7 separate regions of the Homo sapiens genome follow, and regions 1, 2, 4, 5, 6 and 7 are each linked to region 3. The links are chromatin contacts, found by Hi-C or POLR2A ChIA-PET in ENCODE. All regions are on one chromosome and are shown on one strand. The core of a region is the stretch at or near the end of the contact, and the rest is flanking DNA. Distances in the headings are between cores, read along the strand shown. Region 1 has its middle 73 kb from the start of SERTAD2. Region 2 has its middle 44 kb from the start of LINC01800. Region 3 has its middle 13 kb from the start of MIR4433A. Region 4 has its middle 45 kb from the start of SERTAD2. Region 5 has its middle 96 kb from the start of SERTAD2. Region 6 holds the start of LINC02579 (long intergenic non-protein coding RNA 2579). Region 7 overlaps UGP2 (UDP-glucose pyrophosphorylase 2).

Region 1 (3,038 bases), core at 345-2,844, 400 kb before region 3:
AGCTCCGCCTCCCGGGTTCACGCCATTCTCCTGCCTCAGCCTCCCAAGTAGCTGGGACTACAGGCGCCCGCCACTACGCCCGGCTAATTTTTTTGTATTTTTAGTAGAGACGGGGTTTCACCGTTTTAGCCGGGATGGTCTCGATCTCCTGACCTCGTGATCCGCCCGCCTCGGCCTCCCAAAGTGCTGGGATTACAGGCGTGAGCCACCGCGCCCGGCCTATAGAATATTCTTAAAGCCTCCATTTATGAAGAAACAAAGAAAACAAGTCACTGCCTTCTTACCATCTTTCTCTTTTTTCTGTGAGTGACAAAGAATAAGGAGCAACTAACAGCTGCCAGCCGAAGCCTCTCACTTCTGTTCTGCAGTTAAAGTCTCAAAGTCTGGGGCTGCTGTGAGCGTGGAGTGGTGCGTGCAGAGAGCGGCCCGTGCAATGCATTGTGCTGGCCTTGCTGGAGCTGCCCATGCAAGGAGCAGCCGTGCCGCACGTAAGCTACTCATGCAGGGAGCAGCCATGCAGGAGCTCAAGCAGAGGGCAGCCCTTGCAGTGCTGTGGGCACCTTGTGGAATGCAGTGCAGAAATCAGCCAGTGCAGCATGCATGCCAGTCCGGGTCTTCCCCAACACTGCCCTTGGGGAAACCCACACCTATTCTTACAGGAATGGCAGCAGGGGGTCTGCCCAAACCAAATTTAAGTTAAAAACAAAACAAAGCAAAACAATTCCTAAAGTGCCCCAGCTTATCATCTAACAGGCAATGGAGTTTCTCAGCACTGCCTGAGGTTGTTTGTAATTGTAAACTAATAGTAGTAAGGGCAGAGGCCAGATGTTAGATAACCGAAGTCAGTGGTAGACCAGCTGGAGAGCCACGCTGGGCTTAGATTTTAACTCTTAAGTTGTCTTGCTGTCCACTCCACACCTAGATATAATATGAGCAGAAAACAAAGAATTTCAATTTTAGTTCTTCGGGAAAACATTAGCTTTTTATTTTAATACTTCAGAGTTTGTTGAAAAAACCGTTTTTGGCAGGTTGGTACAAGGAATAATACCATCTGTATTTGTATGGTGCCTTGCAGTTTGTAAGTGCTCTCATGAGCATTATCCTATTTAACACCCACAGCCACAACCACCTTGTGAGGTATTGTCTCCCATTTTACAAATGAGGAAACAGACTTCTGAGAGTTTACAGCTTGTCCAAGGGCATACAGCTAGTAGTCATTAGAGCCATCCTGCTCCAGTATTCCCTCCACCATGCAACCAGCACTTTGATAGCATCTAGCTTCCTGTCTTCCCTGTCATTCTCATATTTACACAGAAAATCACCGTCTAAAAATCTTCCTCAGTGGCCATTCCATGTTACTCACAATAAGAACATATGTACCGTCAAAGGGTAGCTTCTTGATTGACTTTGAAGTCAATAATTGAATAAAAGAGGAGCCTTGTTATTTCTTACTTAGAACCATGCTGAATGAACCTTAGGGACCATTTGGTTCAAATATGTGTATATATCTAAATCTAGAGTAAAGCCCTTCATAAGGAAAGTGAAACTCCAGTTAATTGCAAAGACTAGGGCCCACTTCCTCAAACTCAGACCATTGTGTTCTTTCTGTTAAAGTACACCTCCTTCAACAGAGGTACAGTTCTTGTCTCAAGAGCTAATTTGACTTGAGATTCTAGCAGATATTCCTGAGTATCTACTCTGTGCAAAGCCCTGTGTGGAACCAGCTCTGGAGGACTTTTGGATCTAGTGGGAGAGACTTAATCCAGGAGAAAATGCACCTAGTGCTAAGTCTTCAGCCATTTAAAAGACTAAGAATGTCATAGATAATCCAAATTTGGTCTTGGTCATCTGGAAACATTTATGAAGAAGCCCTTTCTTATATGTTCTTATATGACCTCCTATTTGTAGAAAAATAGCAACTGTGGCCACTTTGGAACTTTTGGAATAATGCCACCCATCCCTGAGAAGCTGAAGTATAAGATTAAAAGCAAATCAAACTGTGATTGTTAGCACCAAGTTTCTCTTTAGGTCTTGCCCCTAAAAGTTTTAACTTAGAAAATCCCATATTACTCATATCTTATTATAAAAGCTCTGCTAATAACTTTGAACTCCTTAAAATACATTTTCAAAGAGCTGATGGTGAGCAAGCCACATGTTTCATGGCCTTCCCTCAGCACTGATCAGCCGACAACCTGGAGAGCCTTTCTGAATGCACCCCTGATAATTTGGGCTGTCTCCAAGTCAAGATGAATTGATAGGGAATGCAAAATTGATCAGAATAATTACAAGTGCCATTATATGAAAGAGATCACTTTGCCAATGAACACTCACAGAATGCCTTTACAGACCTAATTTGCACCAGAATTAAGTTTGTCTTTCTCAATAGTTGCTTCCCAAACTAAACAAACTGCATTGTATAAGTGGGTCAGTTTTCACAGTACTCTGCTTGAAATATTCAGATATACACAAAGGCAGCTGGATTGTAAATTTCAAGGGCAAACTAGTCTCCAATAAAGCAGGTATGGGAGGAAGCTGTGTTACATTCTTAGAGGGATGAGTTTCTCTTTAACTTATAAAAACGCATTCAGTATCCTGCTTGCTTTGCGTGGATCATACTTAGCTTCCATTTTTGCCTTTTAGTCAACCTCTTTTCATTTACTCAGGTTTCTGCCTCTCAGTCAGCAGTATTTGGCTATAATCAGGTGATTTTGCCCTCAGTTAGTTCTCCAGGGCCTAAGAACTCAATAGTATCGAATGGTTTTGGGTAGGGTATTTTTTTTTTTTTTTTTTGAGACGGAGTTTCGCTCTTGTTGCCCAGGTGCATGCAATGGTGTGATCTCGGCTCACTGCAACCTCCACCTCCCGGTATCAAGCAATTCTCCTGCCTCAGCCTCCCGAGAAGCTGGGATTACAGGCACCCACCACCATGCCCAGCTAATTTTTGTATTTTTAGTAGAGATCAGGCTGGTCTCGAACTCCTGACCTCAGGTGATCTGCCTGCATTGGCCTCCCAAAGTGCTAGGATTACAGGCGTGAAC
Region 2 (3,157 bases), core at 269-2,768, 490 kb before region 3:
CCAAATAAAGCATGAGCAGGGAATGCATAGTTCTGTTCCCAGAGGAAATAATCCTGAAGCTGTGTGATGTGGTTCTGTTAAGGTTGCCCCATTATTTTCATACAACTTTGGTATTATTTTAAGTAATAGCAGAAACTAACATACTAAGACTTTATTAGAGTCAGATGTGTGCTAAGAACTTTTTAATCTAATTTGATTTTGTTAGAGACAGGGTCTCACTCTGTCACTCAGACTAGAGTGTAGTGGTCTGATCATAGCTCACTGTAGCCTTAACCTTCTGGGTCAAGCCATCCTGTTGCTTCAGCCTCCTGAGTAGCTAAGGCTACAGAGCATGTGCCATCATGTCCCAAATTAAAAAAAATTTTTTTTTTTGTAGATACAGGCTCTTACTATGTTGCCCAGGCTGGTCTTGAACTCCTAACCTCAAGAGATTCTCTCAACTTGGCCTCCCAATGCACTGGGATTATAGGCGTGAACCACCACGCCTGGCCCTTGTGCCATGTACTTTAAATTCATGGAGCTATTTAGTTGCCATGACAACACTAGGAGGAAAGTACTCTTACTATTATTATTTCCATTTTACGGATAAGGAAACCGACCCTCAAAGAAGTTAAATGCTAGTCCTAAAATGGTCCACCTGGTAAGAGGTGGAGCCAGAATTTTAGTCCACTTTGGTCCAATCTTGAAGTTTGAGTTGTCAATGTGATGCTATGCTGGACATTTGAAAGTACCTAGAGGAACATTGAAGGCAGCTCTGAAGAAGTGGGTCCTGATTTTGGCGTCAGTACTATCCAGCTCTGTGGCCTTACAGCAGTCCCTGTCAAGGGTTCGGTTTTCTCCCTGCTTGTTTTAATGGTTGGGCCAAATGACTACAAATGTGCCTTTCATTTCTAAAAATGCTCTCAAATCTAGGATTTTCAAGTTCCTAAAAATGAAACCAACTTATGCTCACTCTTGTTAATGTCTAAATCCGGAAGAACATTTACGAGGCAAATAAGGTACAGTCATACCCACTCACTCTCTGGCTTCCGAGGAGACTGCTGTGAAGGATGAAGTGTGGTGGCAGGGGTGGGAGAGGGGTACGGGGGTGGGGAACCCACAATCGTGTTGACAGGAACTCACTGAACATACTCTAGTATTTGTACAGTGTGTATCAGGATAGACTGCTGTGTCAAACAGCCCCAAAGTTTTAATGGCTTAACCCAAGAAAAGCTTATTTCTAACTTAGGAACAGCCCAACCTAAGTGTCCTAGTTGGCTCTCTCCAAGGGGCTCTTCTCCAGGGAGCGTCTCAGAAACCCAGGCTCCTCCTCTCTCATGGTTCTGCCTGTCTGCTGGGCCCTCAGAGTACTTTGTTTTTGGTTGGAGAGAAGTTTTAGTGTGCAGGAAAATAGCATATTTGACTTCTGTTCCATTGCATGGGCTAGAATTAGTCACATGGTTCCACCTAACTTCCCACAACAAACTGGGACATAGGGAACTTACTCTATCAGTCATAAAGACGCTCCACAGATGTCCTCTCTGGTTGTTGATGACCCATTTTCCCACCATGACTGTTCATGTGACAAACCTGAGTGTCCCTTGGGAGGAATAAAATGACCCCCCTTTCCTTCCTTGATTCTCTAAAAGAAAGTAATGGAACTTTCTTTAAAGAGTGCAAGAACTTTCTTCAGGGTCTTGTCCTGGGATCAAAGGTAACAATAATATTAATAGTAGCTAGCATTTACTGAGCATATATTATACATCAAGCAGCTACATGCATTATCTTAGAGTGAGGGCAAATCTCAAGGTCTGGATGAGAAGTGTAAAATTGAGCAATGATGCAATTGTATTTACTTTTTCTATAAATGACTTTAATTTCTATTTTGAATGTCCATTCTGCTAGGTGGCAGCATCCTTATTTCATTGATTTGGGTCCCTGCCCTATCCCAAGTTTTGTCTAAGTTCCCAGGTGATGGGCGGTAGCTAGGACTTGCTATTACGTGTGCTTATCTACCCACAGTGGCACCTGTCGTTATGTTGCAGTGTGAGGGCTGACATTCTTGCAGGCTTCTGCTTGATGGTCCTCCTTTACTCCATATCTAAAACCCATCACTCTCTTTGCTACCTCAAAACCACTTCGTAGTTCACAGGGAGCAAGCCACTGTTTCCAGCACCTGGTTCTGACCTACAGCCTTTCTGTCTGAGCACATTTTGAAAACAATTCCTCTGCCCTGGGGACAGGAGGCACCAGTCCTCTCTGCTTTCCTGTCACTCATCATTGCAGATCAGGGACTCTAGATCAAGTCCCTGGGCAAGGAGCAAGCTGCAGGCCCCTCTCTCAGGGACCCTGCCAACTTTCTGCCTCGCTTTGCTTCTTTCCTCCCTTCCATAGTCCTGATAATCCCATATTCCTGGAGACAGGGCAATCTGATTGTTTTTCCAGTTCCAATATTTAGGGCACAAACTTGACACCTTCAATTATTTCAGACTTATACTTTTTTTTTTTTTTTTCTGAGACAGTCTTGCTCTGTCACCTGGGCTGGAATGCAGTGGTGCAATCTCGACTCACTGCAAACTCCACCTCCCAGGTTCAAGCCATCCTCTTGCCTCAGCCTCCAAGTAGCTGGGACTACAGATCCTGCCACCAAGCCCAGTTAAATTTTGTATTTTTAGTAGAGATGGGGTTTTGCCATGTTGGCCAGGTTGATTTCAGACTCCTGACCTCAGGTGATCTGCCAGCCTCGGCCTCCCAAAGTGCTGGGATTACAGGCCTGAGCCACTGCGCCAGGCCCAGACTTAAACTTTGCAGTTCAAAAGGCTTTCTTCTGACAGCTCCTAAACTGTTGTGCTGCTTTTCTGTCATGTCATTTGCCCCCTGAGGCAATGAATGCTGCAAGGCAGTAAAAGACTACAGACGAAATGGGAGAAGGCCAAGAGATATAGGACATAAATACAGTGTTTAAAAAAAAAAAAAACTTAAAAATTTCCCAAAATATTTTCCCTGTCACAATCTCACTGAATTCTCAGTGACCATCCTGCAATAGAGGTGCCATTAATATTTCTGTTTTTTAAGAGGGTCACATTGGCCAGGTGCGGTGGCTCGTGCCTGTAATCCCAGCACTTTGGGAGGCTGAGGCGGGAGGATTACCTGAGGTCAGGAGTTCGAGACCAGCCTG
Region 3 (2,982 bases), core at 205-2,704:
AGAGCAATTAATGCCTGTTGGGGAACATCAGGACAGAGCTTAGAGTCTTGCAGCCTCTGGCAAAACCAGTTTGAAAACCTCAGGCTCCATTTCTAGTTTAGGGTGTCTCCACCTGGCTTGGCAAACTCTGTGCCTCTGCAAGAGGGAAGAAATAGCTTCCTAAGTGAGGCTTGGGAGGAACAAAGGCCTCATTAGGATCAATCACTTATTCCAAGTACACATTCCCAAGAATCTCTATTGATGATCTCAGATACAAATGAAGTAGTAATTAAGGATGTAATGCAAATGATCTTCAGCTTAGTAACTCTCTGTAATTGAAATTTACTAAATTAAGTCTGAGATTTTTGAAACTAGGCCTTTAAAAAAAAATTCCCCGGTTATAATTACCCCTTCTCCTCCCTCCTACCCACCCTTCAGTAATGTAATTAGTTTAAAATAAGATCCGTGGTAGGGCTGATGATGCGCTGCCTACTGAAATGCTGGCCTCCTATCAGCAATCCCCAGGGAGTGAAGAGAACAGGGGCTCGCATCAGTCAGAAAGGCCACTGTCGTGTTACCAAATATAGGACAAGGAAACCGGACACAGAGCTTGTGATACCGACTGTGCTGGGCGGGAGAGATTTCTCAGCTCTCCCTTCTGTTTCTTTCCCCTCTGCCCACAGACCTGGGATAAGCTATGGACCATTCAGAGAAAGAAGGGAATAGACTGGAGTAGGAGAGGAATTGGAATGTTTAGGGGGTGCTGAGAAGGCCCCTGACAGGAGAGACAGAGGGCTTGGGCAGATCAGAAACCTGGCTGTTTTCTCAGAGGCCAGAGTGCTAAATCTCCATCAGTAATAGCCCTGCGACTCGTCCAAATCCTGTCCTCTGCCACCTGATAGGACCACCCCTGGCCTTAGCTCATTTCTCCTGATATGCCCCAGCAGAGGGCAATGCCCGCTAAGCTCAGCCTGCCCAGAACCCAAGAGGAGCCGTGTGGGCAGAGAAGGGGCCCCAGCAGGCGCTCCAGCCTCCCCGTTCTTTTCCCCAGTTTGGTTTTTGTCCCAAAGTGGGACAAAGAAAGAGGATTGAACATTGTCCTGGGTATGTTTGATCTTCTAGAAGAGCATATTGGCCTATTTCATTTAATTCAGATGAAAAGACCAGCTTGTCTTTGAGATCACACTCTAATTTCATCAGAGCTGTCATGTGAGAACAGAAGAGAAGCTACCCACAGCCTTCCTCCTTCCCTTCCCCACTCCTCCCCTCGCTCACCCCCACCCTCCCAGCCCACGGCTTCCTGAAACTGTTAGATCAACACAGAAACACCTGAAGCCCATTGACCCTCACAAGGCAAAAGCCAAAGGCTGCCAGGGCCATCTTAAGATGCCGCACGAGAACAGCAGCTCCCTGGCAGGCAGCACAGACCTGAAAGAAAATGCGTTCTCCCACTGGCCCCCAGCCTTTGAAAACTGCGTGTGCGCACGCGCCTGCTTTCTGTCATCCATTCACATCACCACTGTTAGAAACTTCCATAAATGCTCAACTGAAGCGCTTCTGTCAGAGACAAGCAGCAGAGTTGTTTCTGGAGAGCACAGCAGGTGTATGTTCCATTCGCAAATCAGATGGAAAACACAGACAATAGCAATCTTGTCTCTGAATAAGCCCTTGCTTAAAAGTTGCCCTTAGCTAATGTGGGCACGTTGACTGTTGGATCTTGGTGCCCAGTGTAGGGCCTGGCACGTGGTAGGTGCTTGATAAATATTAGCTGAGTGAATAAATGAATGACTCACTCTTCTTCAAAAACTTTCAGGAGCTTCTCAGTGGTATGGAAAAATGACATGATTCTAAAATCTGGTATTGGGGATCCTGCAATCAGATGCCTGCCTGCCTTGCCCGCCTGGTCCCATGTTGCCAGGCTGGAGTGCACTGGGCCGATCTCGGCTCACTGCAACCTCTGCCTCCCGGGTTCAAGCGATTCCCCTGCCTCAGCCTCCTGAGTAGCTGGGACTACAGGCACATGCCACCACACTTGGCTAATTTTTTGTATTTTAGTAGAGATGGGGTTTCACCACGTTAGCCAGGATGGTCGCGATCTCCTGACCTTGTGATCCGCCCGCCTCGGCTTCCCAAAGAGCTGGGATTACAGGCGTGAGCCACCACGCCTGGCCAAGACTCTGCCTTTCTAACAAGTTCCCAGACGATGCTGATGGTGCTGGCCCAGGACCACATCTTGCGCATATCACTCACCCTGCATCCCACCAGCTGGTCAAGGTCCTGCTCAGATGCTACCGTTTTTGTCAACAAAACTGGGCACACTAGCAAAAAATGCACCCCCTCCCCGCCCACTCACCTCACTGCTACACCCCTCTGTGCCTGCCAAGACACTTTGTATCTGAGCTATTTGGCTGTGTCTCCCTGACCTCAGGGGCCTAAAGTTCTCATGCCTTTCCCCGTACCCCACAGAATCTCATTTAGTGCAGCCGGGGACACGCTACCAGCTGGGGCAGATTCCGTTCCATTCACTGGGACCTTAAAGAACTTCAGACTCCTTGATGCAGCACTCAGCCCTGGGGGTCCAAAGATGCATGACGCCCAGAGACTGCCCTTGAGATGAACATCTATTTTCTGGGTTATATTCACTGCTCACTGAGCCCACTCTGCTGTCCTTCCAGCTGCTGGCCTGGGGCATGACTGACCTGAGCAGACCACGGGATGTCCTCCCTGATCTAAACCAGTGGGAGGTTCCTCTCACTAATACACATCTCCAAGTTCTCAGCTTGCCTTGCTGTCTTTGAGACTCAGAAGGGAGGTGTTACTTTCGGTGGTAAGCCACAATATGTAACTCATAGAGGGCATGTAAGAGGCAGGTGAAAGATGTTTTGCAGCCTGTTTAAATGTCAGTGACTAAGACCCAGGGGTGCTCTGAGAACATTCTCACTTCTCAGTTGTGGGCACCTAAAAGGTTACTGTCCACCCAGTTCTCCTGCCACGTGGACTTAC
Region 4 (2,956 bases), core at 234-2,733, 370 kb before region 3:
CTGTGTTTTACAAGACAGTCCTGTAGTCATTCAAAACTGTTTCCCCATTTGAGTCACTAGTTACTCAATATATTTTCTCCCATGAATGTCTGTAATATGTATTTTAGCAAACAGAAGAGTATCAAGAAACAATGTAGTGTAGTGAAACAAACATGGGTTTTGAAGTTAGACAAACTTGGGTTTCAATCTGATGTTTGTTTGTTTTTTTGATATGAGATGAGATCTGTATTAGTCCATTCTCAACGCTGCTGATAAAGACATACCTGAGACTGGGTAATTTATAAAGGAAAGAGGCTTAATTGACTCACAGTTCAGCATGGCTGAGGAGGCCTCAGGAAACTTACAATTATGGCGGACGGGATGCAAACTCGTCCTTCTTCACATGGTGGCAGCAAGGAGAAGTGCGAGCAAAGTGGGAAAAACCCCTTATAAAACCATCAGATCTTGTGAGGACTCACTTCGCTATCATGAGAACAGCATGGGGGGACTGCCTCCATCATCTAGTCACCTCCTACGAGGTCCCTCCCCCAGTGCATGGGGATTACAATTTGGATTACAATTCAAGATGAGATTTGTGTGGGGACCCAGAGCGAGACCTTGTCAGGATCTTACTGTGTTGCCTCTCTGGGCTCAAGCGATCCTGGTACTTCAGCCTCCTGAGCAGTTGGAATTTCAGGGGCACACCACTGTGCCTGGCTTCCAGTCTGATCTTAAAGGATATGACCTTGCATATGTCTCCCCATCTGAAACCTACCTCATGAGTTTAAGGATCAAATGATGTTTTTACGTAACAGTAGTAACTATTACCATTATTATAATAATTTGGAGTTATTACTTGAGGGAAAAGTAACATTTTTAAAGAAAATCGGTTGTTCCAATTAGCATATTCAGAGACGGTTGTATGTGTAGGGGAATTATGATACATTTCCAAATGTGTACTGGGATTTTTTTTTTAATATCTGCAGTTTTGGTATAGCTGTGGTAAGTAAGCCTTTGGGGTGAAAAGGTTGATTTACTAGAGATAGGCTGTGATGTGCCAGCTAGTATTACTCTACAGTGTTCAAGGATCTGTGAGAAGCAATACTTCCTGTACATTTTCAGGAGTAGAAAGGAGCAGTGGTGGCCCAAAGTGCCTGGCCGCTGCACAGTGGTCATGCCCCCTAAAAATTGAATGAGTCTGTAGAGTGAGCCCAATCTAGCCCAGGAGTGTTTGAACTCTGGGTCACACTTTAATTTGATTAACACTTTCACTTATTAATGGTCTTGATTTGTCTTGGCACTTTGCAATTAAATGGTCTATACAAAGACTTTCTCCTTTGGACACAGCGTATATTTGTCGTCTAACTACAGAGTTTAGCATCAAATAATTTTATGACAGACCACATTTGGCATGCCTAGTTATTCAGGGAATTTTCAAAGAACCATAGAGGGACTTTTTAGTCACACATCCTCTCTGTTCTTAGTCATCTACTCCTTTTATGGTAGTCATTAGCCAGTATCTCTCAACCTCTTCTACAATGTTTAACAGTTAGTGTACACTCTCTGTAGCACTGGTTTTTTTTGAGCTCTGTGTACTTAATAATGAGACAGTCAGCATATACTTGTGAAAACATAAACTAAATGTTGGTATATTCTCCGCATGGTTTCTTTTTATAGAACCACAGTTGTTAACACACATTAACTACTTCAAAATCACTAATTAAAACATTTTCTCATCTGTATTTTGGGAGTATTATCTTTTCTCCCCTCCAGTTGTACCACTTAAGTATCATTGGTTACATTCAGAATTAAGGGACAAGAGAAATGAAAGACAGTGTGATTTAGAAGTTTTCCTTTAATGCATAGGAAAACAGACGTTTTCATATTCTAGGTAATCAGAAGTACCTTCTACATTTAACTACTTGACCCTAATGACCTGGTCAAATTCCAGTGTTGCACAATTGCATTGTACCTTCCCTAATACCCAGTGAATTTAATTGTTTGGCTACAAACTATTCCCCTTAACTTTTTAGAACCATTTTGTAGGCTGTGCTCTTATAAAGATATATCAAAAGCCGCACTTGTCACCTTTTCTAAAAATGCAAGTCATTTTCACCCCCTCTCCTTCTAATCCTTCTACTTTCTCCCCATATTTATAAACACATTTCCCAAAAAATATTCAATCTTCTTTTTCATGGATCCAAAAGACATTGGACATATGGCTTGAACACAACACTGGGGTAATAATTAATTAAGGTAAGAAAGCAAGGATTTTGGAAAGTGTGGGTTGATGAGTCAGATAATGGTAGGATTTTTCTCCTGATCTCTGGTAAGGTATTACAAAGTTCTCTCCTAATTGTCTTGCAGGCCCCTGACAGCATATCCTGAATTAAACTTGTTCTGTTTTCCCAGCTTACCCTTCTAAATTCTCTATTTCCTGTCACGGCATCTCTCTCCATCCCTTAATCATCTAAACTGGAATCCCAGCTCTCTATTTCACACCCCATATCCAATCCCCTCGGCCCTTAGGGGAGAGCGGGCAATAGATCCTGGCTGCGCTGGTCACCTGTGGGCTCCAGCAGCAAACAGGTGGGTTCATTTCCTGCAGTATGCTGTACAAATGTTTTATTTTTGTATGCCCTGATGTGAAAAGGTTTGGAAAGTATTCAGGATAGAATTTACACTCGTATGAAGGCTGTGCCAGAAATGACCCCAACTGACTTCTGCTTCATCCTCTCCCTCTCTCCTCAAGTACATTTTATGTTATAACCTCATCAAAAAAAGTCTCAGTATCCTAAATACACACACTTTGCCATTTTATTTCCCCATCCTTAATTACATCATTTTGTGGTTGCTTCTCCCTGTTTCTGCATGGTGAAATTTTATTCCTCCTTTAAGCGTAACCCAAATGTTATCTCTTCCTTGGCCTTAGTAGGGAGAATTAATGGTGTTTTCTTTTGTGATTCCAGAGCTTATG
Region 5 (3,024 bases), core at 326-2,825, 420 kb before region 3:
GAGTCTGAGCAGCAGCCGCCGCCTGCACGCAGAGTTAGGAGCCAGCCTCCGCCGCCGCCTCCTCCTGCCGGATCAGAGTAGGCAGCACAGCCAGTCCCCATCGCTGTCACGCAGCCAGCAGCGGGCCGCCGCCCCCCCGCGCAGCCCCGGCCCTCACACTGTTATTTGCGTGACTGACCCGAGCCGCGCGGGAGGGGAGGGCTGGCCCGGAGAGGAGCTGGTGGAGAGGAGGAGGCCGGGCCCGCCCGCTCCTTCCCCTCTGGCCGGCTGCGGAAGCCCTCTCCTCCCCATTGGCCACACGCTCGCGTCCATCACTCCCGCGAGGCGCTCGGATTGGCAGAAGGCGCACTTCTGGAGCGAGGAGGGCCGAGTGACTCCGCGGGTCTCCGGCGCCTCCTCCTTCCCTCCACCCCACACTTGAACGTCCACCCACCTCTCCCCACCCCCCACTCCACTGCCCCCGCCCCGCTCGCGGCAGTGTCCTTAGAAGACTCATTGGGCCAGGGGTGCAGCCAGCCGCTTAACGAGCCGCGCCGCCATAGGTCGAGGCCCACGCCCGTCGGAACGATGGGCCTCACCATTGGGTAGCTCCGCTCCGCTCCGCCCCCTCAGCTCCTCACCCTCTCGTCGCCGCCTCCTAGCTCACCTCTTTCTCGGCCCCCTTACCCCGCCCGTCCCCGCCGCATCACCCCTGTCCAGCTGGGCGGGGATTGCTGTACGACTCTGTAAAGTCTGTGAGTCACTGCACAACCCATCAATCCAATTAAATGTCTTGAGCGAGCCGAGCAGGCGGTGCTGCCGCCCGCCGCCGCTCGCCCCGCCGCGGCCGCCCCTGCTCCTGCTTGCAGCGCCCCTCTGATCCATGGCTGTCTGTCTGTACTTGTTACGGTGTAACATCCTCCTCCTCCTTCTCCTCCTCCTCCTCGGGAGCCGCTGCAACTTCCCCTCAGCCAGCCTCCTCCTCTGCCTGGGGACTGCAAAGGCATGGGATAGACCCAGAGCCGCTTCCCTCTGTCTCCCCTCCAGCCCTCGCTCAATTTTCCCCCCTTTAAATTAAAGTCTGTTCCTCGCTCCTCGTCGTTTTAGAGATTTATTGGTTGGTCTATTATTTCCCCTGATTTTATTTTCCCTCTCTGGGGCAGAGATCGTAGGGGCCGGTGGGTTTATTTTAGGGAGGGGGCGCTCCATCACCCCACCCCTCCGTTTCTCCTTCTCCCTTTTCGGCCGTGACTTGATTTCCCCGCTCCTCTGCGCTCCCACCCCTCGAACTCACCGTCCTGTACTCGAGTGACGCACAGACACCCCCCGCCCACAGCCCAGACGCCCCCTCCCTCGCTGCCACCCCGACCCGTCTCGGAGCTGGACTGGGTGCCGACTTCTTCGCAGAAGGGTGAGTGCTGTGCTGGGTTGGGTGAGGAGGATCTGAAAAAATGTGGTGGCCGGTCCACTGTTGGGGAGGGCAGGGATCAGGTTGTGGGCTGCAGGTTCCCGGTCCGGCGTGGATTTAAGGTGGCGACTCCCTCCTTTCCTCCCTCCCTCGCTCCCGCTTCCTCCGCCCCTCAGCTCCTTATTCACCAGCCTTGCTGTATATCTAGGTATTGCCAGACTTCCACCATCGGGGCATTATAACGCTTATAAAACATTTGGTAATGGCATGCTTTCTGTCTTTAGGATGCTTAGAGAGCAGTGATAGCCACCAATGTGATCTGATAGATTCTATCACCTGCAAAAAGTGTAAAAGGGACGATGGGTACGTTTTCTTCTAATTCAAAGTTAAACTTTTATTCAATAAAGGCAAGGCAGAAAGGTATTTTTAATTTTAATGCGTGGCGATAGGGCAGCGATAAAGCAGAGAAAGACAGATTGTCTAGTGGCATTGCTTAGTGTTTTTATTTGAAAATAGTTTTATGGGTTCCCTATTGAAAAAATATCAAGTCCGTATCAAAGGTTATGAAGTCTTTGAACCTGTTGGGGGAAAGCAAGGTAAGATGGAAATCCAGCTTGACACTTCATCTTTAGCTCACCTCTGTTACAGGGAGGCATTACAACACAGAGTTTTAAATTTCTCAGTCACTGGACACAATGGAGCATGTTAAGGATATGAGAGAAATATGGATTATTTCTCTTTTGATATCCATCTTTTGTGTACTTCATTGCTTGTTCAGCAATGTCATACTACAGAATTTTGTAAAATTTTGATTTGGTTTCTTGGTTGTCCATAGCTCAGAAGTACAAATACCTGTCTATATATGCTTTATGAGGATGTTGCCATATGCATCTTTCATATTTTGTTTGAAATAAAAGTAAAAATTATGAGAAATAGTTGCTCAGAGTTGGCTTCTGAGGTTGCTTTTTAGAATTCAGCTGTTTTAAAATGGTATTACTCTTTTTGAGTCAAGTTCTGGGCTAGTTGTCCACAAGATTCAAATGAGGCCAAACCAAACATGTTTTGAAACATTAAAGTACAGGAAAGGCCTCTTAATAGTTCATTCTCTCCTTCTCTTTCAGAGTAACCAGAATAAGTTGTTACTAAATTTAATTTTAAAGAATAGACTGTTCCTGTACCGAAATCTGCCAAGTTGCTACAGAAATATTTCTTTTTAAAGAGCAGAAATGTGTTTATGATCAGCCCAAAGTAGTAAAGATGAAAAGTGACTTAAATGTAAATGCTGTCTTAAAGAAATGCTTGTCATAAGCCCCAAAACCTTCCAGAGTGTTTCAGGAAGACTTACACAAAACCTTTTTGAATTGTTTAGTAAATTTTATCATGTGACCTTTTTTATGAGTGTAAGACTGAATTATTGAAAGACCTCATAGCACAAGGGAGCCATGCTGCCAGAGTTTGAATCTTACCACCATCCCTCACTGGCTGTGTGACCTTGGGGGACGTTTCTAACCTGGCTTTTGTGGGTTTTGTCCTGTAGATGGAAAGAATGACTTCTCAAGGGGTTGTTGTAAGGTTGCATGAGAGTACATGTCACAGAGCACTCCAGGTTAGCTACCCCATCATCACCAGCAGTCTTA
Region 6 (2,880 bases), core at 80-2,579, 280 kb before region 3:
CCCGCCTTGGCCTCCCAAAGTGCTGAGATTACAGGCGTGAGCCACCTCGCCTGGCCCTTTTTTTCCTTTTTTTTAAGAAAGGAAGATCTCGCCCCTTGCCCAGGCTGGATTCGAACTCCGGGGCTTAAGCGATCCTTCCGCCTCAGCTTCTCCAGCAGCCAGGACTGCAGGTGCGCACCACCATGCCCGGCGTAGCCACCCGTGTTCTATCCCCAGCACAGCTCCTTAGATGGTGACTTTTAACAGCTCACTTCGCCTCCCTGTCCTCAGTTTCTCCTTCTGGAAAGGAACTGGATTGGATGGGGATGGTTTCTGAGGCTCCTTCCAGCTCAGTTGTCCACCTTAAAGGTGTAAGTGGCAGAGGGTGGAGCGGGTCTGGTTCAGGGAGGAGAGCTGGGAGTAAAGGCAGGCCAGGGGCTGCGAGGTGGGTGGAGGAAAGGAAGACAGGAGGGAGGAGAGCGGGGCATGGAGGATAGCTTTGCCAGCCTAGCCCACCAGTCCCGGCCTCTAAGAGCAGGCTGGCAGAGCCCCAAGAGCCTATACCACGGAAGGGCCCCATGGGAATCCCCTCACTCTCTGGGTGCCTGAGTTTGCAGATATCTGTTTGCCAAAGGATGAGGGAAGGAACAGGAAGGAACGTGCCGGCAGGACTGGAAAATCCAGCTGGGCAGGAGATAGCTGTGGCTGCACCTCGCACTGGAGGCTGAAGCTTTGCTTGGCTCTGCCCCTGTGTCACGTGTCAGGTGAGGCTGCTGGACCCCTGGAAGCCCCGCCAAGGGAAGTGACTACCACCAGGCCGCAAGCTCCTGTGCAGAAGTCTAGCAGCCTTTAGCTTTGGGGCCATACACATGTGCTTCCAAGACGGTAGGCAGATGACGTTCAATTTAAATCCACTTTCCTATACGTTTACTCAATGAGTTCAAAGATGCTTTTCATTTACAAGCTTGGCGGCAGCTTCCAACACATTAACCCAAAGGCCTTCATGTTCTCCCCAGCCAACCCCTTTGTCCCTCTGCAGAAAGGGAACCTCCTGCAAAATGTCCAGATGGTTCAGAGAAGTATATATGACAGGCTGGTTGCAAGTGGCAGGAACGCCCCTCTAAGTAGTTTAAAGACATATGTATGGGTGTGTGTGTGTGTGCACGCGTGTGCATGTATATAATTTATTTTTTGCTCAAATAATTTTGGTAAAGGTAATTAACTAAAGGTAAATAACTAACCTTTACCAAGAGCAGGGATGTGGCTGGGCCCAGAATGCAAGACTCTCCGATAGCAGCTCCCAAGCTTAACAAGTTAAAGACACACTGCAGCTTTTCTCCAAAATTCTAGTTAAAAGCTGAGGCCGTCACCAAACAATTGTTGCCAAGAGCTCAGGATGTTGTGGTTGGAGGGGCCTGCGCCAGAGGTCCACTTCTGAACCAATCAGCAGGGCCCGGGGGCTGGGCCATGTTCTGCTTACCTCACAGCTTCCACACCCACAGGGTTTTGGGAACCGGAGGCAGGCGGACAGCCCCAGGAGTCATAATGAGAAGAAATGCTACCTCGGTACAGTGGACGAACGTGCAAACCACACAGAAAGTTTGAAAAAGGTCTACTGGAGGCTCTGCTTTCTGGTAATGGCTCCAAAATACAAAGGGCCTCACACTCCGGCACTGACGAAGTCCATACGGCTCTTAGGCTGACACCCACCAGCCAGTCAATGGGAGAGCTGGGACCAGAGGGCTGACTTGACCTCTTCAGCAGGAGTGTCCAAGGCCTTTGTGGGCGGTGGTGCAGGTTGTGCGTGTGAATAATGAAGGCAATTCATTATTACTCAGAACACAACACCTTGGCGATCTTTAGAAACATGAGAAACAGAGCTTCCAAGGTACCTGCTCACACGCCTCTCTGGAGGTAATCGCTGTGCCGTGGCTCTTAATGAGCCACTCTCCACATGGCCTGAGGCCTGGCACCGTGGGAATTCCCTCTGTCCCTGAGTCATAGGCCTCTGCTACTGAACTGTAAATAGGGACCGGGTCAATGACAGCGGGACAGCTGGCCCAGGGAGCAGGGTTGGGGTGGGGACTGCTGGGAGGCTGCCCTGTTAATCTCTCTCTACCATACAAGGCACTCCTTGGGTGACCCCCGTGACTGTGATGCAGAACAGGGAAGGAGAGTGGGTGTTAACCTTGAGCCTAAGGCTCCTCCTCCACCTGTGGGACTGTAAGCCACCTCTCCTGGGCTGAGGGCTCTGGAAGGAGGCTTGGCTGCTCCTCAGCACTCGGGGAGCGGTTTTTCAGGCACACACACTTGAGCTCCATGACCTCCCAGATTCCCACCGCCCCTGCTTGACTCTTCCCCTGTCTCCCCTTCCTGAAATGACCCCCTCTGAATTCCTTTGACTGTTCTCTGGTTGTCAGTCTCACAGTGACAGGTGTGTAAAGCATGAGGTGACCTTGGGCAAGTTGTTCAACCTCAGTGTTATCACCTGTAGAACGGAGAAAACAAGACTACATACTTTGGAGGTAAGTGTAGGTTCCAATGAAATAACAGAGCTTGAGGGGTCCTATAGGCACATGGGCCTGGAGCCAGACCCCCTGGGTTCAGATCTGTCTTGCCGTGGGTTTTGGGGCAAGTTCCTTTTCTGTGCCTCAGTTTTATCATCTGTAAAGTGAGATGAGAATAATGGTACCTATTTCTTAGGACTCTTGGGAGAGTCAATGAGCAAATACACAGAAAACACCTTGAACAGGACCTGGCGCTAAGTGCTGGGTTGAGAGCTAGCTATTATTGTTGTTGTCAGAGAGCTTAATGTTGTGCTGTGCATACAGGAAGCTCTCAAGAAATGATAACTCAACAAAAGAAAATAAAACAAAACCCGAACCTGCCTCCTTCAATCGG
Region 7 (3,013 bases), core at 71-2,570, 470 kb after region 3:
ACACTCTGATTTTCCTAATGAATTCAATTCTGTGGGACTGGACTGTCCTCTACTTTGGACACAAAGGCAGTAGTTAGAGACCCTGGTCCAACAATAAAACCGGGAGTCTATCAAATCAAATATGTAACTGCCATTAAAGTTCCATGTATTTGCTATTGCTATTTCTAAAGTGAAATTATAGACATGTAACCAGTATGGAATTAATAATCATGGGCTTGTTGTCAGTTCCTTTATCAGGTCCCCATTTCTGAAAGTCCTGTACACGAAGGAATGTGAAGGAAGGTAATCCCGAGGGAAATTCAAAAACTGTTCAATTCATCATGAAATCAAAAGTTGAAGCTTTGGCAATATTTGCTAAATTAGTATGTCTGCTTAGTGTCAGTATTTCTATATATTACTGTTTTAAAACTTTATGTCAAAGAAATGATGAGACTCTTTGGTATTCAGCCATGTCCTCAGAGCCATTTCTTTAAATGCCACTAATTCCTTTTTGTGGAATACTTTTTAGAATCTCATTTGTGTGTGTATCTCCACATACACACAAAACAAGTCTCTAATGGCTTTATCATTGGCTAGTTGCAGCTGGGAAATCTTCACATGCTCAAAGCAAATCATCCTATATGGCATACTATATCAGATGCTTGGCCAGATTGCCTCAAGATTTTTTTCTTTTAATGTGCAAACTTTAAATGCACAGTGTACTACGGTTCACCTTCAGAAAAAAAAATGCTATGTATCTGTACTCTGCACACATAAACTGTAACTTCCTCAGACTTCCTTATAAATAAACAATAGCTTTTAATGTTTTTTGTATTGATAGACTAAGAAAAAGTCTCAGCAATTTTATGGAACAAAACAAAAAATCCATTGGAGCTAAATACCACATTGATGCATGCTATTCTCTTCATGCCAATTCTCTACCCTATGACCCTACATAACTCCTCCCTGTTCACAAATATACCTTCACTCTTTTGATCCTATTAAATATTGAAATGAAAAAGTCGTTTTTTTGTTTTTTTTTTTTTTTTGAGACAGGATCTCACTCTGTTGCCCAGGCTGGAGTGCAGTGGTGATATCATAGCTTACTGTAGCCTCAAACTCCTGGGCTCAAGTGATCTTCCTACCTCAGCCTTCCAAGTAGCTGGGACTACAGGTAGATGCCACCATGCACAGCTAACTAAAAAAAAAAAATTTGTAGAGGTGAGGTCTATGTTGCCTGTGCTGGTAAAAAAGCCTTCTTTAGAGAATATTTTGTATAGAAATGAAAATACATCACCACCAGGGGTCAGTGCCAGCCATGTGACTTCAACAGGTTTTAAATTAGCGCTCAAGAGAACTCGTCAGCTCCAATACCTTCTTGAACAGGCCCCGTACTTCCTCGTAACTCTGATCTATTTCCCATCCCTGTCCATGCCCAACGTGTAAGCTTGGCCAAGACCAAGACACTCTCATAACCTCTCTGGAAAACAATGAAATGGTCAAATAAGCTACATATGCTGGCTTGTCCTTTCTTGCTCTAATTTAAAACATTAACCTTTATATATATATAAAAATTTTTTTACTTATGTAGTTAAATATCAAGATAATCTTATTATTACATTTAGTTAACATTTACAAAGAAGGAGCAGAGCATTATCCATAACGCTATAAACTGGGTTCTTATTAGCCATAATTCATAAAACATGAACTCAAAAGACTTCTCACAAAACATCTATGTACTCACTGAGAGCTAAAACAAAGCATTCAACACAAAAGGTAAGAACGAGTAAAACCTCACAATATAAAATTTCAATGCCTATCTATAAAATATGTCCTTCAATCTAGTATTTATGAAAAACTATTTTTATCTAAAAAGTGGTTAAGGCAGGAGGATCACTTGAGGCCAGGACTTTAAGACCAGCCTAGACAACATAGGGAGACCCTGTCTCTACAAAAAAAAAAAAAAAAAAAAAATTAGCTGGGCCTGGTGGCACAATGCCTGTAGTCCTGCCTACTCAGGAGGCTGAGGCAGGAGGATCCCTTGAGCCCAGGAGTTCGAGGCTGTAGTGAGCTATGACTGTGCCACTACCCTCCAGCCTGAGTGACAGAACAAGACCTCATCTCTAAAAGAAAATAAAAAATAAAGATAAAAATTAAAAGTGATCATCTGAAATGACAAAGGCATATGAGGTCAGTTTTCTGAGGGCCAAAGAAATAAAGAAAGCTACCAAAGATGTTCTGAAAATACATACACTAAAATGGGGTCAGTAAATAGGCTAGATAATAAGTATTTCAGGTTTTGTTACAAGCCATACTGTCTCCACTCCAACTATTCAACTCTGCCATTGTTGCAAAAAAGCAGTTATAGACAATACATAAATGAATGTGTGGGTGTGTTCCAATAAAACTTTACTTACAAACCAGGTGGCTGACTCTGCTAATTGTCAACTCATACACAAAAATATAGATCCACTGGTATGACAATGTTTATGTCACACCTTTGATATAAGGCTGACATGAGAAATGTTACTCTAAATGGCTGTTCTTCCACAGTAATTTCTTTTTACTTAGGAATATAAAATATTATTTGCATTTTTTTTAAAAAAAGACCTATGTTCACTTTTAAAAATTACATTTTGAAAGGAAAATTGATCTCTATAATAATCTCTAAGACCTGAGAAAGGAAACCTATGGGAAAGAGAAGAGTAGGACGAGGAGGCTAGAAGGAGGAATCCAAAAGAACCAAGGTGAACAAACATTAGCTCAAGATTTGTATTCTCAGAACTATCTGCAAAAGCTGGTAACATGCATATCGTATATAAAACACATTTGTGCCCTCAAGAAACTCATGACGTAGTTGAAGAGCAAACTTATTTTTTGCCTCTGCATTCCAAAATTTTCAAGATTAAGGGCATATGGGATTGCAAATACATTTTCTGAAGAAGCTTAAAACTTATGCTTCAAAATAAAGACACTTTTAATGAAGACTTACACTTTTATAAACAGAAAAAGACGGCATAAAATCATGTTACAT

Evidence for each region. A loop is a pair of places that touch in the nucleus more often than their neighbours do. ChIA-PET counts read pairs that join two places held with the same protein, here RNA polymerase II (POLR2A). Pooled maps may share reads with other maps.
Region 1: a map with no recorded cell type shows a loop between it and region 3 (4-fold over the local background). The contact joins two enhancer-like sites. A Hi-C loop is called at or near these places in 1 of 37 single-sample maps with no recorded cell type and 5 of 50 pooled maps. POLR2A ChIA-PET finds 5 or more read pairs at or near these places in 2 of 52 experiments (GM12878 and activated CD4-positive, alpha-beta T cell).
Region 2: a pooled map shows a loop between it and region 3 (2.3-fold over the local background). The contact joins two enhancer-like sites. A Hi-C loop is called at or near these places in 2 of 50 pooled maps. POLR2A ChIA-PET finds 5 or more read pairs at or near these places in 2 of 52 experiments (GM12878 and T-cell).
Region 4: a pooled map shows a loop between it and region 3 (13-fold over the local background). The contact joins two enhancer-like sites. A Hi-C loop is called at or near these places in 1 of 37 single-sample maps with no recorded cell type and 9 of 50 pooled maps. POLR2A ChIA-PET finds 5 or more read pairs at or near these places in 1 of 52 experiments (GM10248).
Region 5: a loop to region 3 is called in a map of naive thymus-derived CD4-positive, alpha-beta T cell, with 4 times the contacts of the local background. The contact joins two enhancer-like sites. A Hi-C loop is called at or near these places in 4 of 168 maps with a recorded cell type or tissue (IMR-90, chondrocyte, heart right ventricle and 1 more), 5 of 37 single-sample maps with no recorded cell type and 17 of 50 pooled maps. POLR2A ChIA-PET finds 5 or more read pairs at or near these places in 4 of 52 experiments (A673, CD8-positive, alpha-beta T cell, HEK293 and 1 more).
Region 6: a pooled map shows a loop between it and region 3 (7-fold over the local background). The contact joins the promoter of LINC02579 here to the enhancer-like site in region 3. A Hi-C loop is called at or near these places in 3 of 37 single-sample maps with no recorded cell type and 9 of 50 pooled maps. POLR2A ChIA-PET finds 5 or more read pairs at or near these places in 5 of 52 experiments (K562, T-cell, activated CD4-positive, alpha-beta T cell and 2 more).
Region 7: a map of naive thymus-derived CD4-positive, alpha-beta T cell shows a loop between it and region 3 (4-fold over the local background). The contact joins two enhancer-like sites. A Hi-C loop is called at or near these places in 1 of 168 maps with a recorded cell type or tissue (naive thymus-derived CD4-positive, alpha-beta T cell) and 7 of 50 pooled maps. POLR2A ChIA-PET finds 5 or more read pairs at or near these places in 4 of 52 experiments (GM12878, T-cell, activated naive CD4-positive, alpha-beta T cell and 1 more).

Annotation. Positions count from the first base shown.
Region 1 is chr2:64,725,732-64,728,769 of GRCh38, reverse strand. No RefSeq gene overlaps it. Among named protein-coding and RNA genes, the nearest start is that of SERTAD2, 73 kb to the right of the region's middle. Within about 2 kb of position 1,594, at least 7 of the 41 ENCODE cell types and tissues checked have a DNase peak (open chromatin) inside an H3K27ac peak, as active enhancers do; they include GM12878, where a contact is called at or near this core.
Region 2 is chr2:64,817,877-64,821,033 of GRCh38, reverse strand. No RefSeq gene overlaps it. Among named protein-coding and RNA genes, the nearest start is that of LINC01800, 44 kb to the left of the region's middle. Within about 2 kb of position 1,518, at least 8 of the 41 ENCODE cell types and tissues checked have a DNase peak (open chromatin) inside an H3K27ac peak, as active enhancers do; they include GM12878, where a contact is called at or near this core.
Region 3 is chr2:64,326,068-64,329,049 of GRCh38, reverse strand. No RefSeq gene overlaps it. Among named protein-coding and RNA genes, the nearest start is that of MIR4433A, 13 kb to the left of the region's middle. RefSeq lists enhancers at 1,012-1,171, 2,511-2,620. Within about 2 kb of position 1,454, at least 24 of the 41 ENCODE cell types and tissues checked have a DNase peak (open chromatin) inside an H3K27ac peak, as active enhancers do; they include CD8-positive, alpha-beta T cell, GM12878 and heart right ventricle, where a contact is called at or near this core.
Region 4 is chr2:64,697,403-64,700,358 of GRCh38, reverse strand. No RefSeq gene overlaps it. Among named protein-coding and RNA genes, the nearest start is that of SERTAD2, 45 kb to the right of the region's middle. RefSeq lists enhancers at 263-322, 1,400-1,469. Within about 2 kb of position 1,483, at least 3 of the 41 ENCODE cell types and tissues checked have a DNase peak (open chromatin) inside an H3K27ac peak, as active enhancers do.
Region 5 is chr2:64,748,647-64,751,670 of GRCh38, reverse strand. No RefSeq gene overlaps it. Among named protein-coding and RNA genes, the nearest start is that of SERTAD2, 96 kb to the right of the region's middle. RefSeq lists silencers at 1-948, 1,280-1,349. Within about 2 kb of position 1,575, at least 36 of the 41 ENCODE cell types and tissues checked have a DNase peak (open chromatin) inside an H3K27ac peak, as active enhancers do; they include CD8-positive, alpha-beta T cell and heart right ventricle, where a contact is called at or near this core.
Region 6 is chr2:64,605,761-64,608,640 of GRCh38, reverse strand. LINC02579 (long intergenic non-protein coding RNA 2579) reads right to left here and starts at 1,329. Exons shown (of 4, transcript NR_034023.1): 1 at 1,221-1,329. It overlaps LOC105374773 (a long non-coding RNA gene), which reads left to right and starts at 1,402. Exons shown (of 7, transcript XR_007086343.1): 1 at 1,402-1,613; 2 at 2,400-2,504. RefSeq lists enhancers at 93-592, 593-1,094, 1,812-1,861, 1,377-2,576.
Region 7 is chr2:63,859,703-63,862,715 of GRCh38, reverse strand. The region is part of intron 3 of UGP2 (UDP-glucose pyrophosphorylase 2); the gene reads right to left. Among named protein-coding and RNA genes, the nearest start is that of UGP2, 19 kb to the right of the region's middle. Within about 2 kb of position 1,320, at least 8 of the 41 ENCODE cell types and tissues checked have a DNase peak (open chromatin) inside an H3K27ac peak, as active enhancers do.